2 separate regions of the Mus musculus genome follow, and region 1 is linked to region 2. A link is a loop called in an ENCODE intact Hi-C map of the cell type or tissue named here. Cell type or tissue: heart. All regions are shown on one strand.

Region 1 (8,000 bases), 220 kb after region 2:
GCCACTCTCCCAGAGGAGCCAGGTTCAGTTCCCATCACCCACATGGTGGCCTACAGCCATCTCTTAAGTCCAGCCCCAGAGGAGCCCATGCCTATTTCTGGCTTCCTTGGGCACCAGCTGTGCTCACTGTACAGAGATCTACAGACAGATAACAAAACACCCATGCACATAGAATTAAAAATAATTTAAAAAAGAAGTTCAAAGTTACATAGTTTGACTCCAGCCTGGACTATATGAGACTCTATCTTAAAAAAGAAAAGAAGTTAATAAAGTATTTGTGACTTTTAATTTTTGTAAAATACAGAATTGTAGGGCCAGGCATGGTAATGCACACTTTTAATCCTAGGACTCTGGAAGCAGAGGCAGGCAGATCTCTGTTCTGTTAGTTGCAGGTCTATAGAGAGAGTTCTGGTTCAGTCAGGGCTACATAGTGAGAACCTAGTTTGTTTGTTTGTTATAAAGAGGCTATTTCTCACTTATTTTCATTATCTACATAGGCTTTTTTTTCTTTTTTGTTAGTGATCTTAAAAATAGACTAATGTATTAAAAATTACATTCTAGAAAACTACCCTTGGTCATGGCTAGACTGAGCCCTCCCAACACCCTAGCATCAAACTTGATATGAAGGTAAAAATGACTTCCTTTGACTTTGGGAACATCCTGCCAGCCCTCCTGCTGGGAGCCACACGTGGGCAGAGCCATGCCAGGCTTTCTTCTGGTACTTGAGAGCTGTTGAATTTTATTAGAGCCTGAGCTATGTTGGATTTTAATAGAAAACTATCTCAGTGACACACACACAATGCTTCTTACCGTAAAGATAAAGAGTTCCTTTTAATTAACACTTATTTCTACATTTAGATGACGTTTGTGGGTAATGGCGAGTGCTTTGAATGCTGCTGGCATCCTGGCAGAGTAGCTTACTTAGGATGTAGCTGCTTCTTTGGCCCAAGGGGTTGTTTGATGAACCTTAGGTGCTTCAGCTGGCTTGTGGTGAGGAATACATATTTGATTTTGTTCTTGTGTGGAGACTATTTGTGCTAGCAAGTCCTTAGATAGTACCTGAGAGCAACTCTGTCCTCATACAGGTCGATTACTACAACTAGTATAGTATCTAGCAGATGGGAAACACTTACCTGTTTAACAAGGATGTGACCAAGTGCTTTGTATAAATGCAAATCCTCTGATTATTTATAAACTAGAGAATTGGCCAGACCTTACAGTTGTGTAGTTTGCTGCTTGGCTCCCACTTTTTGCATTAATGGACAATTTAAGTGGACTATTATTAGTGGACTATTGTTGCTACAGTTTAGGATCGACAGTACCAGAGTCAGGTTAGAAGTAACCGTATTTATTGGTCTCTTTATGAGCCTCGTTGGTTACATGTTCTCTTCCCTAACAGTGTATTCGCTTTATGTAGAGCAGCTCAGCAGGGTCTGAGTGACTCCTGTTACCTGTTAAAGTTACATAGCAGTTCAGCGTCAAGTGTACTGAACAGTTTCTTACTAAGGTTATTTCGTAGCAAGATTTCACTCACTTCAGCCGAGTAGAACCAATATATTAAGAAAAAGCCATATCATTCATCCCAGGCCTCGGGGGGCAGAGGTAGGCAGAACTCTGTGAGACCAGGTGGCCTCGTCTGTACAACAAGTTCCAGGACAGCCCGGCTACATAGTGAGACCCTCATCTCAGGAGGAAGAAGGGGGAAAGTTAAGCTTTGCTTATTTTAATTAATTAAAAATTAGCCCCAAAGTTTTGCAGTAGGTACTAAGTAGATGCTGAATAATAAAAATGTCTCTGGTGCCCATCACATGACAGACATTCAGTAAATACTGTTTTCCTTCCTTTTGTCAACTCGACTATACAGGTCCTCCATTGTCATTTGTATGACTCAGCTGCAGGGTAGCTGGCAAAATAGCAGTATAAGCATGCTGCAAGCAGATTGTATGCCCGTCATTGTTTTTTCATGGATGGTTTTAGTTTTCTTAGAACCGTGCCGACCTGGTGGTGACTGATTCTCAGAATTTTGACTTCTCTGCAACTGACACATGAAAAGTCACCCAGTTGTAGCATGGCTGTGCACCAAGTGTCAACCGCCTCAGCGGTGCTCCCATAGCTGAGGCAAGTTATGGTGACGGTTCATTTATAATTATTAAAGGCCAGGTCGGTTTCCTTGTGTGGTTGTGCCAGTTAGCTGCTCTAGTTCTGTGGCCTGCAGTGCCCATGTGGCTGCCCTTGTGTGTGGGTTCTCACTCTGGTAGATGTGGTGGCTGATGCTGAAGGAAACTGCCAGTATGACTCCCTTGAGTGTTTCATGGCCTTTTGTATCATGAGACTGATACCAGCAGACCCTGCAGCATCCAGTGTGGCAGACATCATGTGGTAGTAGGTATTTCTTCATCAAACACATGCTGTCTGCTTTAAAGATAGTTTGGTGAATTTGACAGATATGGCTCTTGGTATGATAGAATTTACATTCTAACTGAAATTGGGGACTCATACAAGCCTGTAAAATAATATCCATTTCAAACCATTTGAGGAGAATAATGAATCAAAGTGTATGGAATGTAATGATTTTAAATTTTGTGTGTTGTGAGGAATTCCATGGCCTAAGAAGAATATGGTGATATAATTTTTTCCCTCATTTTTTTTTCTCTTTATAGACAAGATGCTCCAAGTCCCCTGCAGTTCTCTTCGAAAGAAGACGAGGAGTGCTCTGCGCCTGCCGTAAGAACAGCCCTTTTTGACTTAAGGTGGCGGTGGTGCTGTGACACAGGAAGAACTGCATGCAGGCTGCAGGAGTTTCTTATTCTCACTTCTTGAGTAGTTAGTTCTCCGTGGAGGGAGAAAGATTTGAGTCTTAATTGCCCTGTTTTCAAGGTGTTCTGTGTCGTCTGAACTGGGCCACTTCCTAATGAGCTACACAGCCAGTCCTTGTCCGGAGCTGGTTGAACCCTGTGCAGTGCATGCAGAAGGAATGGCCCAGGAAGAGAGCCATCGAAGTCAGGCGCCACCCACCTTCTACCATGGTGCCAGCCAGGAGCTCGACCTGTCCACCAAAGTGTATAAAAGGGAGTCTGGAAGCCCTTACTCTGTGCTAGCAGACACCAAGATGAGCAAACCACATCTCCACGAGACGGAGGAGCAGCCATATTTCAGGGAGCCAAGGGCAGTGTCTGATGTGCATACTGTCAAGGAAGACCGGGAGAATTCTGATGACACGGAAGAGGAGGAGGAAGTCTCTTACAAAAGGGAGCAGATCATAGTGGAGGTAAACCTTAATAACCAAACATTAAATGTCTCTAAAGGGGAAAAGGGTGTCTCTTCCCAGTCCAAAGAGACGCCTGTCCTTAAGACAAGCAGTGAGGAAGACGAGGAAGAGACTGAGGAGGAGGCCACAGATAACAGCAGTGACTACGGAGAGAACGGACGGCAGAAGAAAAAGGAGAAGCAAGTGGAGAGAGTCAGGGTTACACAGAGGCGAACCCGGAGAGCGGCCTCTGCTGCCGCAGCTACCACTTCCCCTGCACCCCGCACAACTCGAGGCCGTAGGAAAAGTGCAGAGCTACCCAAGAGGAAGAAGCGGGCCACCAAGGAGGCTAAAGCGCCAGTTCAGAAAGCTAAGTGTGAAGAGAAAGAGACTCTGACCTGTGAGAAGTGCCCCAGGGTGTTTAATACTCGCTGGTACCTGGAGAAGCACATGAACGTTACTCACAGGCGCATGCAGATCTGTGATAAATGTGGCAAGAAGTTTGTCCTGGAAAGTGAGCTGTCCCTTCACCAGCAAACAGACTGTGAAAAAAACATTCAGGTAGGTCTCACCAGCGGAGGGCAAAGTTTCCAGGCTAGGACCTGGCTGTTCAGAGTCATCTGGTGTCTGCCCAAGAGGATAGAGGCTGAAGGGACAGATTTCACCAATTATCACTTTAGACTCTGCTGCTTGGGTCTTTTCAAAACCAAGGCTTAATCCTGTCTTTCAAAAGCATTACACTTAACTGACGATGGATTAGTGAGAACCAGGTGCACTGGAAGGGGGATTGGTTATAGATGACTGACTGGGATGTAAAGTCAGCGCCGACTTTGCACTGAGAGTCTCTGTTGTGGGACCTGTGAGATAATTCATTCTGGCATCTTCTGTCACGGTGGGAGGTTTGCCGAGTGAGGGCCAGGAGTAGAGAAAGGTCCTTTCCAATTAGAAGGATGTCAGAGTCTAGTGCAGCTGATGGGGACAGAGACCATGACTCAGACCTGTGGAAATGGAAGATCTCCTTACACCCGTGGAGAGATGGCAACACTAAATGTGTCAAGAGGCAAGCCCGTGGGAATATGCAAACCTTAAACAGAGGCTGAGCTGTTTGAAAATGTTGCTTACCTGGCAGTAGGGTTACATAATAATGTTGCTGTACAGTGCTGCTGATGTAACAAAGCGTGCTATTCAAACCACTCTGGTGTCTTGGAAAGATTGTACTGTGACAGGTTAAGAGGTGTTGAATTTATTGCAGCTATATTGGTGTATGTATATGTTTGTGTATTAATGGATATTCATACATGGTAAGTCTGTTATGTGTCCATAAGATGTATATAATAATTACCATATTGAAGCTAACTTTAAAAGATAAATTGTTTTACTTTTGGTGTGGGAAGTTTAATTTTCTCTTTTAGACAATTGTTTTTAATCAATAACTGAATGCCTTTCTTTAAAGAGATTTTTGGTTTTTTTTATAAGCCACTGATTTAGCTTGTAAATCATGACATGATAGAGGTATGCTGGGTAAATAAAAGAGACTCTGGCCATGTTCTCCAGCAGGTGCCTGGGCAGAAGTTGGTTGCAGGGTCAGTCCAATGGAGCATGGTTCAGTGCTGCCCCCTAGAGGTCAAACTTGGATTTCATAGTGGCTCTTTACTGAAAAGGCATTCCTCATTTCTGTCTCTATGATCTGCTTATTTTGTGGGTTCCCTCCCTCCCTCCGTCCTCCCCCTCTTCTTCCTTTCTTCTTATTCTTTTTTTTTTTTTTTTTTTTTTTTAGCTTGAATTTGATTGAGTAACCAAAAACACCAGGTCTTGTTTGTAAGCTTCTGTGCTTCTCCTATCATAGCATGTTCACCCTTGTGCTTGTGTTGTGTGGGTTCTGCTGACTGAAAGCCGTGCAGACTCCTAGGCTGAAGAGATGGCTCAGCACTGGGCACTCTTCAGAGAACCTGAGTTTGGTGCCCAAGGCTCTCATGGCAGCTCATCCCCCCGTTCCAGGGATCTAACATCCTCTTCTGTCCTCCTTGGGCACCAGCCACATATGCAGTATATATACATACAGCAGACAAAACACTCAACTATATAAAGAAATACTTTTTAAAAAAACCCAAGCCCTTTCCATTCCTAAAGAATCTTGTGCTGTGTGTCTTCATGCAGCTCCTGACAACCCTGACAATCTCATGAGAAGAGAAAACTAATCGTTGCAGAAATGGTGGCTTACAGGGGCCATCTGACCTTTTCCAGAGCAGTGTCCATCCAGGGGCTTGTCTCTGAGCTCTTGGTTCTTGACCTCTGCAGTGGCAGTGGCACTCAAGGGCTGTAGTGACTGAGTTCTCTTACTGTTCATTCCTCAGAGCCTGGCAGTTGTCAAGAATTTTCTGGTATCGTTTGGTTGATTTAGTCATTCTTTATGCCTAATAATCCAGGCTGCTGCTGAGCCATGGTTTGGAGAACTAGGCGTTGTGATATAAGGAGGTCTGGAATTGGGGGTGGGGGGTGGGGGGTGGGGGGTGGGGGTGGTCAGTGGTTTAAGAGGTTGCGTTAGCTTCTGCTGGAGGGAAATGGCAGACTGAATTAAATTTAGGGAAAGTTAGTAAATCTTGAACATTTTGTTACAGAATTCTTCAAAATGTGTTTTCTAAAGCATGAGGACATTTTTATACCCTTCAGATCTATAATACTTATATATCTTGTCTTTGGTTGTGCTAACTTCAGGCTTATTTATATTCTCTGGTAAGTACATCTTAACTGCATGGCAGCCTGGGTAGAAGGCAGCTGTACGTGCTGGTCTGTGCCGTAGCGTGCCTGAAGTTCTAGCAGGTGTGCCAGCCTGGACTTACACTCCCCACACCTGAGACTGGAGCAGGATCAGATTTGAGGTTGGCCTTAGTGGCTCAGGGTTTGAGGGTGGTTCTATAGTGAGACACTCTTTCTCAAAACAAGCAACAAAACAGAATACATAAACACCAAAAAGGATATTGGATGTTCTTTTCATCAGTGGAGCACGGGAGCGGTAATAGCAATTAGTTCTTTGCTGCTCGTGGGACTTCTTACTTCTTGCCTTAGGTTTGCTGCTGTTTGCTTGCTCCCAAGGTATCTAAAAGGTGGGTCTTGGAAAATAGAACATACAGAGGTTAGTGTTGGAAGATGAACTGCATGCAGGAATCGTTTTTGTTAGGATTCTGGTCTTGTGCCATGAATCTAAAGTAGATCCATTTCCTCTGCCAGGAGGTAGGATGGCCTCCTGAAGCCTCAGTAAATAAAGATTCTTTCTGCTTGTCCTGCTAGTGTGTTTCCTGTAACAAATCCTTCAAGAAACTCTGGTCCCTTCATGAACATATCAAGATTGTCCATGGATATGCAGAAAAAAAATTTGCCTGTGAAATTTGCGAGAAGAAGTTCTATACCATGGCTCATGTACGAAAACACATGGTTGGTGAGTCTCCGCCCCTCTTTCTCCACCTGCAGACTCCTGGAGTGCTCTCTGCTCCACATTGGGCAGGATATGCAGAGTCAGCATACTGCAGTCAGTTTTAGCTTGTTGAGACTATATGTAGCTTGTCTTTAGTAAGCATGATCAGGTTGGACAGTGCAGTCTTCCCTACCCAGAGTTCTTTTCAGTAGTGCAATTTGTTCTCTCTTTGGAACATTACTGTCAAAGTGAGAGGTAGAAATGAAGACAGCGTAGTTTCCTCACCTTATGGCATCTGGCTTCTCCATTCTGGGGGTTTTAGTGGAATTGTTTTGAGTTTAAATGCATTTTTCTGTGTTACAGCACACACAAAAGACATGCCATTTACATGTGAGACCTGTGGAAAGTCTTTCAAGCGCAGTATGTCACTCAAGGTGCACTCCTTGCAGCATTCTGGAGAGAAACCCTTCAGATGTGAGGTAAGGGGCAAGCTATGCCCAGGCCCTGTCCATGGCTAGGGTTGCGTGGATGACGCAGTAGTAGATGGAGTGCGGGGTGCAGAGCACAAGGCTGGGACACACTGGAGCTTCTGGCATGCGAGGTGCTTGGTGATCTCTCAGTGCTGAGAAGAGAGATGGCCCATCAGCACCCAGTCTCTTAGGGGTAACTGAGAGTGATGTGCAGTGGCTGATCTTTCTCTCAGTGATTCAGAGAAGCTGAGTCTGAGCCAGTGATAATTACCTGAGAAATTCCCCGTGTTCATAACTCAGCTGCAGGAGCAGTGGATACAAACGAACGGCCGCCGTAAGCAGGCTGTGTTTTGAATATGAGAAGAAACCTGTAAGCTGCTGAGGGTGGGCTGGAGTGATACTTCTCTGCTTGGCAACCAGCACTGTCCTCTGTCCCCTGCAGAACTGCGATGAGAGGTTCCAGTACAAGTACCAGCTCCGCTCCCACATGAGCATCCACATTGGGCACAAGCAGTTCATGTGCCAGTGGTGTGGCAAGGACTTCAACATGAAGCAGTACTTCGACGAGCACATGAAGACGCACACTGGTAAGGATTTCTTGGTGAAGGTGTAAATAGCCCCAGTGCTTGCCATAAGTTTGCATCAGTTTCCTGTTTTATTCTGTTTTATCTTGAGATGAAGTCTTGCTGTGCAGCCCAGGCTGGTCTCAGACTCACAGCAGTCCTCCTGTCTCAGTTTCCTAGGTGCTAAAGTCAAAGGTGTCTACCACTGTGACTGGCACACATTTGCATTGTAATCTCACTTTAAGTAAGCCTGAGATATATAAATAAATGTAATACTGGAATTTTCTCTTTTATAATTATTTTTCAAA
Region 2 (8,000 bases):
GCAATGAGCCAATGTTGATATGTTACGATTAAAGTCCGCAGTTTATTCAAGTGTCCTTCGTTTGTATCTGGTGCCCATTTTCTGTTCCAGCATCCATCAGGACATGTGGTACCCATTTTCTGGAATTCCTCTTGGCCTAGGCCTGTTTTTCAGATCGTCCTTGGTTCTGATGACCTCACAGTGTGGCTCTGTCAGAATCTGATGATATCACCCATTCCTCTCTTCCTCCCTGTCTTAGTCAGGGTTTCTATTCCTGCACAAACACCATGACCAAGAAGCAAGTTGGGGACGAAAGGGTTTATTCAGTTTACACTTCCACATTGCTGTTCATCACCGAAGGAAGTCAGGACTGGAACTCAAGCAGGTCAGGAAGCAGGAGCTGATGCAGAGGCCATGGAGGGATGTTACTTACTGGATTGCTTCCCCTGCCTTGCTCAGCTGCTTTCTTTTAGAACCCAAGACTACCAGCCCAGAGATGGAACCACCCACAGTGGGCCCTCCTACCCTTGATCACTAAATTGAGAAAATGCCTTACAGCTGGATCTCATGGAGGCATTTCCTCAAGGGAGGGTCCTTTTTCTGTGATAACTCCAGCTTGTATCAAGTTGACACACAAAACTGCCAGTCCACCCCTCTCTCCCTCCTGATCTAACAAGCATTCTTGCCACTGTATCTCTGATCTCTATGTTTGCTACTTTGGCACAGGTTTCTACTAAGTTGCCCAGGCTGGCCTTGAACTCACTTTTCCCAAGGTCTACCTTGAGCTTGCAGTCCTTTTGCCTCAGCTCCTCAGAAGCTGGGACCACAGGTCTGCACCAGCAGGCCTGAGCATCTCCATCACAGGTGCCACACTCTCCTCTCCTCACAGCTCAGATCCCAGATGGGACCTTGGTCACTCAGAAGGCACTCTTCCCTGGAAACATTACCAGAAAGGTAGACCTGTAGTTTACAGCTAAGGGGAGGTCACGGCATCTCCCTGCCCCTTAAGATGCCTGTATAGGGCTGGAGAGATGACTCACTGATTGCTCTTCCAGAGGTCCTGAGTTCAATTCCTAGCAACCACATGGTGGCTCACAACCACCTTTAATGGGATCCAATGCCCTCTTCTGGTGCATCTGAAGACAGCTACATTATACTCGTATACATTAAATAAATAATATATTTTTAAAAAGATGTCTGTATAGGAGCTGGAGTAATGGCTCAGTGATTAAGAGCACTTCCTGCTCTTTTAGAGGACCGGTGTTCAATTCTCATGCTAACTCACAATTGTCTGTAGCCCCAGTTCCAGGGGATCTGACACCTTCACACAGACATACATTAGGGCAAAACGCCAATGCACATGAAAAAGTAATTTCAAAAAGATATCTGTCTAATTTGTTTAGAACTCTGTCCCATTTATTGATGTAGCCAGGCACTTCCAGTGTCAATACGAACCATGTGGACATTTACAGCTAATATGGGTTCTGATCCAATTTAATTTTGGTGCTCACTGTACTGTGTTGTTTATCAATCAGTAAGTAAGGGTGGGGGTGGGGTGGGGAGGGTGGGTGGGGAGGGTTGGGGGTGGCCGAGAGAGTGAAGAGCTGTCACTCCAGCATCTTCCTGATGCCATGGCTGCCTGACAGGGCCTGGAGAGCTTGCTCTGTCCCTCCAGTTTCGGGGAATCAATTTTTCTCTTCTGATCTCAGGCAGGCTATGCAAGCATATGCATATGGCACAACGCTCATATGCATAAAACAAATAAATCTGAATATATATATATATATATATATATATATATATATATTTGGATTTTTGAGACAGGGTTTCTCTGTATAGCCCTGGCTGTCCTGGAACTCACTCTGTAGACCAGGCTGGCCTCGAACTGCCTGCCTCTGCCTCCCGAGTGCTGGGATTAAAGGCGTGTGCCACCACGCCCGGCCAAATCTGAATTCTTAAAAAAACACCCTGACAATAGAAGCTTACTAGAGAAAGGGTTTGTTTTAGCTCACAGCTCAAGCTACAGTCCATCATGGCGGAAATCAAGGCAGCAGGAGCTTGAGGTACCTGGTCACATGGTGTCCAGTCACAAAGAGGCCTGAGTGCACAGGGCTACTTGGCTAGGTTTCCTTTGTGCAGTCTAGAATCCCATGAAAGGGTCACACCCACAGTGGGCCAGCCTTCTCGGTTCATTTAACCAAACCAAGATGGCTACCTCCGACCCCCCAGGCACACCCTGAGGCTCTGCTCCTAGCTGGTTTTAGGTCCTGCCACTAAGTGACAACACTAATCATTCCAGAGAGGGGTGGAGCCAAAGATTGGAGCGTGGAAGTTCTGAAAAGTCAAAGAACTAAAAAACAGCAATGTAAATGGCTTTTTACAAAGAGGGTATCAACTACCATCTCTCTCATTTGTCACCTGGCAGCCATACTGCTCCGCCCCCTAGCTAGTCTCCACCCAGTGGATTCCCTAGTCCACTGGTTCTCAGACTTCCTAATGCGGAGCCTCTTTAATACGGTTCCTCACGTTGTGGTGATCCCCAACCGTACGATTTTATCGTTGCTACTTCATAACTGTAATCTTGATAATATTATGAATTGTAATGTAAATACTTGATATGGGACTCCAGGGGGTCGGGACCCACAGGTTGAGAAACACTGCCCTGGCATCCTTAGGAAACATGTACAGTGGTCCCTACACTACCCTGTGTAGATAGAACGTTCAGACTCAGTGTGGTGACCCACTGTGCCTTCCCTTGGGGGCTCCAGTCAAATGTCGTTCTTCAGAGAGCCCCACTTAAGGCAACAGTGCCTGTCCAAGGCCCTTTGGCTCCTGTCCATCTGCCCATAGAGAATTTGAGGTATTGGCCATCTTCCCCTCCCGCACGAGTCTTTGGGTCCAGAAGGCGGTGGATACCTGTGTTGGTGGCCGACTGTGTAGCCAGTGCTTTGATCAAATCATCAGGCCATCAGGTGGCCCAGCCCCCAGAGGCACCCTGTGTTCTGCTGTGAGCTGGGGAGAGGAGAGCTGGTAACCGCATCTTTACACGGCTTTGGTTTGTTTAAGCGATTACAGAGAACATGTAGTACGTTGACTTATAATTAAAAAGAAAATCCAATAAAGTTAATAAAAAAAGAAATTAAAGTTTTCATTTCCTGGGGACTAAACAAGAATGCAGCAGAAGGGAGCACAGGTGTCTCCTGAGGCTGGTGGATTGGCGGAGTGGAGAGTGCTGGAGGGCGTGGTTGAGTGGAGGGGTGAGAGAGACAGGAGGGGCTGGAATTGAGACTGTGGGGCTGTGTGTCCGGAGGGCTGGGAGGCGAAAGTAGAGGCTGGGAGCCATCGAAGCTGAGATGTACAGTCGGTTTCATGCGGGTTCATTGTGGGATGACTGACAGGGAATGTGGCTTGTGGAGGTGGCGAAGGCTGGCCACCCCGGGACACCACCACTGGACCGTGGACAGCCTGTGGTACACACATATATACATGTCTGTGTCCTCAGAGCCTTTTGGCGTTATTCGTGTCTCATTTCTCCAGCGATAAAATAGAGGTTGGCACAATATGCCAAGGGTCTTCCAGTGTGGATGTCTGCCTCAAAGGATGCTGAGTCCTGAGATCTGTTGGAAATGAGGTTGGGTTAGAGTGCTGTTGGAGGAGTATTCCCACACTTGAGACAGAGGCTCCCCAGTAGGAGGCTCTGCCTCTGGCCAGCAGGGGGCGCTGCGATGCCGCGGCATTGCCCGTTGCTCGGTATGGACGCTGGACTTGCACGCCAGCTGTCCACTGCCTCTTGCCTGAAGGGATCTTTGCCTCTGACCACTCAGGTCGAGCCACGATGTCCAGCGGCACTCCGGTGTCTGCTTCTTTGGGTCGAAGAGATGAGGCTGGGTCAGGAGCCTGTCAAAAATCATTCCTTCCATGCCCCAGGCTCCTCTCTTGGAGTTTCACAGCCAGGTCTCTCTGGCTCTTCCTGCTCTGCAGTCTTTGCCTATAAAGCCGTTTCTAGGTGTTTATCCAATTCTTTCTCGAAGAAGCTGAAAAGCCTTGTGAGCTGTTTTTCTGAAATGTAGAAGCCTCCCAGAGATGGGTCAGCCACATTCCCTCCTGTGCTAGAGTCTCCACCACCTGCGCCTACATTCTATCACGGCCTCCTAGTCCCCAGTCCCTCTTGTGATCTTCTCCTTTCCTGTGGCAGGACAGCTGGAGTGATGTCTCTCCTCCACAGTGGGTCTGGTAGATGCCCTAGACTAGGCAGTTTTAGGCAGTTGAACCCTGGGTTAGCCTATCTCTGGCCAGCCCTCCCTGTGTGATTGCAGTCCCTTCAGATATTTTCCAGGGGCTTCCGCCCCCCCCTCCCCCCCCCCCCCCCCGCCAGATTCCCTAATCCCCACAACCTCTGATGCCCTCAGTGGTGGTGGGGGTGGGGTCTGGGAGAGGTCATGTTCTGGATCATTTGGGACCTCTGGCCTCTCACTTCAGTATCTTGTCTGACCTCCTTCTCTGCATACCCCTCATTGCTTCTGCTACCCCAGGCCTGGCATATTCTTGGGTTTCTCTGTCTCTGTCTGCCTCACCCCCATCTCAGACAAGGTCTCAGGTCCTTGGAGTCATTGTGTGACTGAGAACGGCTTTCAACTTCTGATCCTCTCTGTAATTCTGGGACCACAGACCTGCATCGCGGTATCCGATTGTATGCCATGCTGCAGATTCCTGCAGGCAAGATAAGCGCTCTGCCAACTGCGATACAGCCCTGCCCACTGGGTGTCTATTTGGTCCCAAAGTCAAAGGAAGCTCTGTCACCTCTCATTTGACTAATTTGTACCTTCTCGCTTTCTGGGCTACCTGCTCTGGAGTTCACTGGGCACTTGGTGGGACCAAGATAACAACAGAGCATCCTGGGACTCCGCACCCTGGTGACCAGTCTCTCAGCCTCCAAGTGTGACTTGGAGGAGAGACCCCTGTCAGATGCTCAGCTATCAAAGGAACCCACTTAACCCTTACTGCCTAGTCTTCGGCTGCATCCTGTCTCTCAGTGCCTAGGGTTGCAGGCCCCATTAGACTAAGGCCTAGAGTCTGAGTGTGGGGGGATCCACAGGAGTGAGGCCAGACCAGCTTCCCAGGGAGAGTACCCAGCTGTGTGGCATGTGGAATAGAAAAAGTGGCTTTAGCCAAGGGGGGTGGGAGGTGGGGGTGGGGTGGAACAGGAGGGATGGCTCAGTGGTTAAGAGCAGGTACTGCTCTTCCAGAGGACCTGAGTTCAATTCCCTGAACTCATCACTGTCTGTGACTCCAATTCCAGGGACTCTGAAGCAGAACTCACACATGATAAAGCAACCAGCCCTAGGCCAGTGCAGAGACACACCCACGAAACACACGCTTGCCTCTGCTCTCCATTCTGTCCTCGGTCAGCTGTGGGGATCCGGTCAGTGGGCAACTCCTCAGGATGCCCATGTCACGAGCTGCTGAAACGTTAAGATGTAGGGAGTGCCCTGGACCTGTGCAGACAGACCCGCCTGACCGGGAAGGCCCGGGTTAGGCGCCTGATCATGCCCAGGGCTGCCCAATCCTCAGCAGGGCCCTGAATGACAGGATGGCAGAGTGGTTGTGACCCTGACAAAAACTCACTTTACTGTGTGACTGTGGCAAGGAAACTCCTGTATCTTCTGAGCCTCACTTTCCCTACCTATAGAATGGGCCAACAGTATCTCCAACAGCTATGGCGTTAAATGATGGAGTTTAACAGCAGCTCTGGAAGCTAAGTCTGTGCGGGTACCAGGGACGCTCCTAGGACTGAGTCATGCCCCCCGCAACAAGCTTGGAGTCTGCTCTGTCTCTGATCCCATTCTGTAGATGGAACTACTCCACTGAGCTGCAGAGGCAGAGCACAGAGCAAGCGTCCCCAGAACCAGATCTATCTACATTACTCATCGACACTTGAATTCAGGTTACACATATTCAAACTCACTGAATCCTCATAATCCACCCAGTGAGCCCATGGGCAGGGAACCAAGGCCCAGAGAGGCTGTGGCACTTACCCAGAGCCACACAGCATAGAGGGGCTGAAGGCAGCACTGTCTGGCTCAGGTGACCATGCTCCCTCTTCTCAGGAAATAAACACACAAACCCAAGTACTTGTCATATAAGCACAGATTTCAGGAAAGTATAATGACTTTGCTTTATAAACGGAGGACTGTGGCTTGTAAGACCTGGGAGAGGGCAGGAGCCAACCTCTTCTGCCTCTGATGCAGGAGTGAACAACAGTGAGTTCTGTTGGTAAGACTGGGAGAGAGTGGACCAGCTGAAATGGGTTTTGAAGGATGCGTAGGAGTTTTCCAGGTAGGCACAAAAGGAAACACATCTAGGAAGAGGGAAGAACATGAGGTATAGAGGTGAGAGCGTCTGTGGTGGATGAAGGGAGGAGCTCCTGGCAGAAGGCAGGACCGCATGCTACGGTTTGGATGTCGCTGGACCCAGTCTGACATCCTGTTCTCCACATGGTGAAGGGAGAGGCTGCAGAATCTCTGAGTAGTGGAATCCGGAGAGATGTCTTTAGGTAAGCCACATACATTCATATAAGTAAAATAAAAATAAATTATTAAATAAAATAGGAATTCCAAGCCTGGGGTCAGCAAGGTGGCTCAGTGGGCAAAGGTTCTTGTTACACAAGTCTGGTGATCTGAGTTCAAGTCCTGGAACTTACGTAAAGGGGGAAGGAGAGGAGCAGCTCCATAAACTGTCCTCTGACCCCCAGTGCGTGATGTGGCATGTGCCCTCCCCATCGTGCAAGCACATGCACACACACACACACACACACACACACACACACACACACAGCATGTGCCCTCCCCATCGTGCAAGCACATGCACACACACATACACACACACACACACACACACAGCATGTGCCCTCCCCATCGTGCAAGCACATGCACACACACACACAGCATATGCCCTCCCCATCGTGCAAGCACATGTACACACACACACACACACACACACACAGCATGTACCCTCCCCAACGTGCAAGCACATGCACACACACACACACACACACACACACACACACACACACAGCATGTGCCCTCCCCAACGTGCAAGCACATGCACACACACACACACACACACACACACAGCATGTGCCCTCCCCATCGTGCAAGCACATGCACACACACACAAACACACACAGCATGTGCCCTCCCCATCGTGCAAGCACACACACACACACACACACACACACACACACACACACACACAGCATGTGCCCTCCCCATCGTGCAAGCACATGCACACACACACACAGCATGTACCCTCCCCATCATGCAAGCACATGTACACACACACACAGCATGTGCCCTCCCCATCATGCAAACACATGTACACACACACACACATACATATGACATGTGCCCTCCCCATTGTGCATGCACATGTACACACACACATGTACACACACACACACTGCATGTGCCCTCTCCATCATGCAAACACATGTACACACACACACACAGCATGTGCCCTCCCCATCATGCATGCACATGTATACACACACACACACACACACACACACACACAAACACACACACAGCATGTGCCCTCCCATCATGCAAGTACATGTACACACACACACATACATATGACATGTGCCCTCCCCATCATGCATGCACATGTACATACACACACACACACGTACACACACACTGAATGTGCCCTCCCCATCACGCAAACAAATGTACACACATTCAGCATCTGCCCTCACCATCATGTAAGCACATGTGTACACAAGTGTACATGAAGACATCAACCACAGGTGTTGGCATGAGTGAGATTCCACGGGGCATAATGGGTACATAGCTGGGTGCTTAGGACTCTGTTTTCACACGTGCACAATCCTGGGCACACTCCGTACTCTGCACATTTGTGTGTGTGTGTGTGTGTGTGTGTGTGTACATGTGTGTGTGTACTCTAATGGTATAAATGGAGAGGCTAGACTCTGTGTGATGGGGCCAGTACTTAGGATGAGT

Evidence for each region. Hi-C counts contacts between places; a loop is a spot of excess contacts. Peaks named below come from ENCODE experiments on the same cell type or tissue, not always from the same donor. Only the 100,000 strongest peaks of a DNase experiment are listed, where the experiment ranks them.
Region 1: a loop joins it to region 2, with 4 times the contacts of the local background. A loop is called at or near these places in 14 of 42 quality-filtered maps.

Annotation. Positions count from the first base shown.
Region 1 is chr11:95,746,340-95,754,339 of GRCm38, forward strand. Zfp652 (zinc finger protein 652) reads left to right here and starts at 2,728. Exons shown (of 5, transcript NM_201609.2): 1 at 2,728-3,808; 2 at 6,536-6,683; 3 at 7,023-7,138; 4 at 7,572-7,716. The coding sequence starts at 2,912. In heart, a CTCF peak has its summit at 4,861 (motif pointing left); DNase peaks (open chromatin) are centred at 3,582 and 4,842.
Region 2 is chr11:95,530,257-95,538,256 of GRCm38, forward strand. No RefSeq gene overlaps it. Among named protein-coding and RNA genes, the nearest start is that of Nxph3, 20 kb to the left of the region's middle. In heart, a CTCF peak has its summit at 3,689 (motif pointing right); a DNase peak (open chromatin) is centred at 3,695; H3K4me3 peaks cover 388 bases; H3K27ac peaks cover 254 bases; H3K27me3 peaks cover 2,708 bases.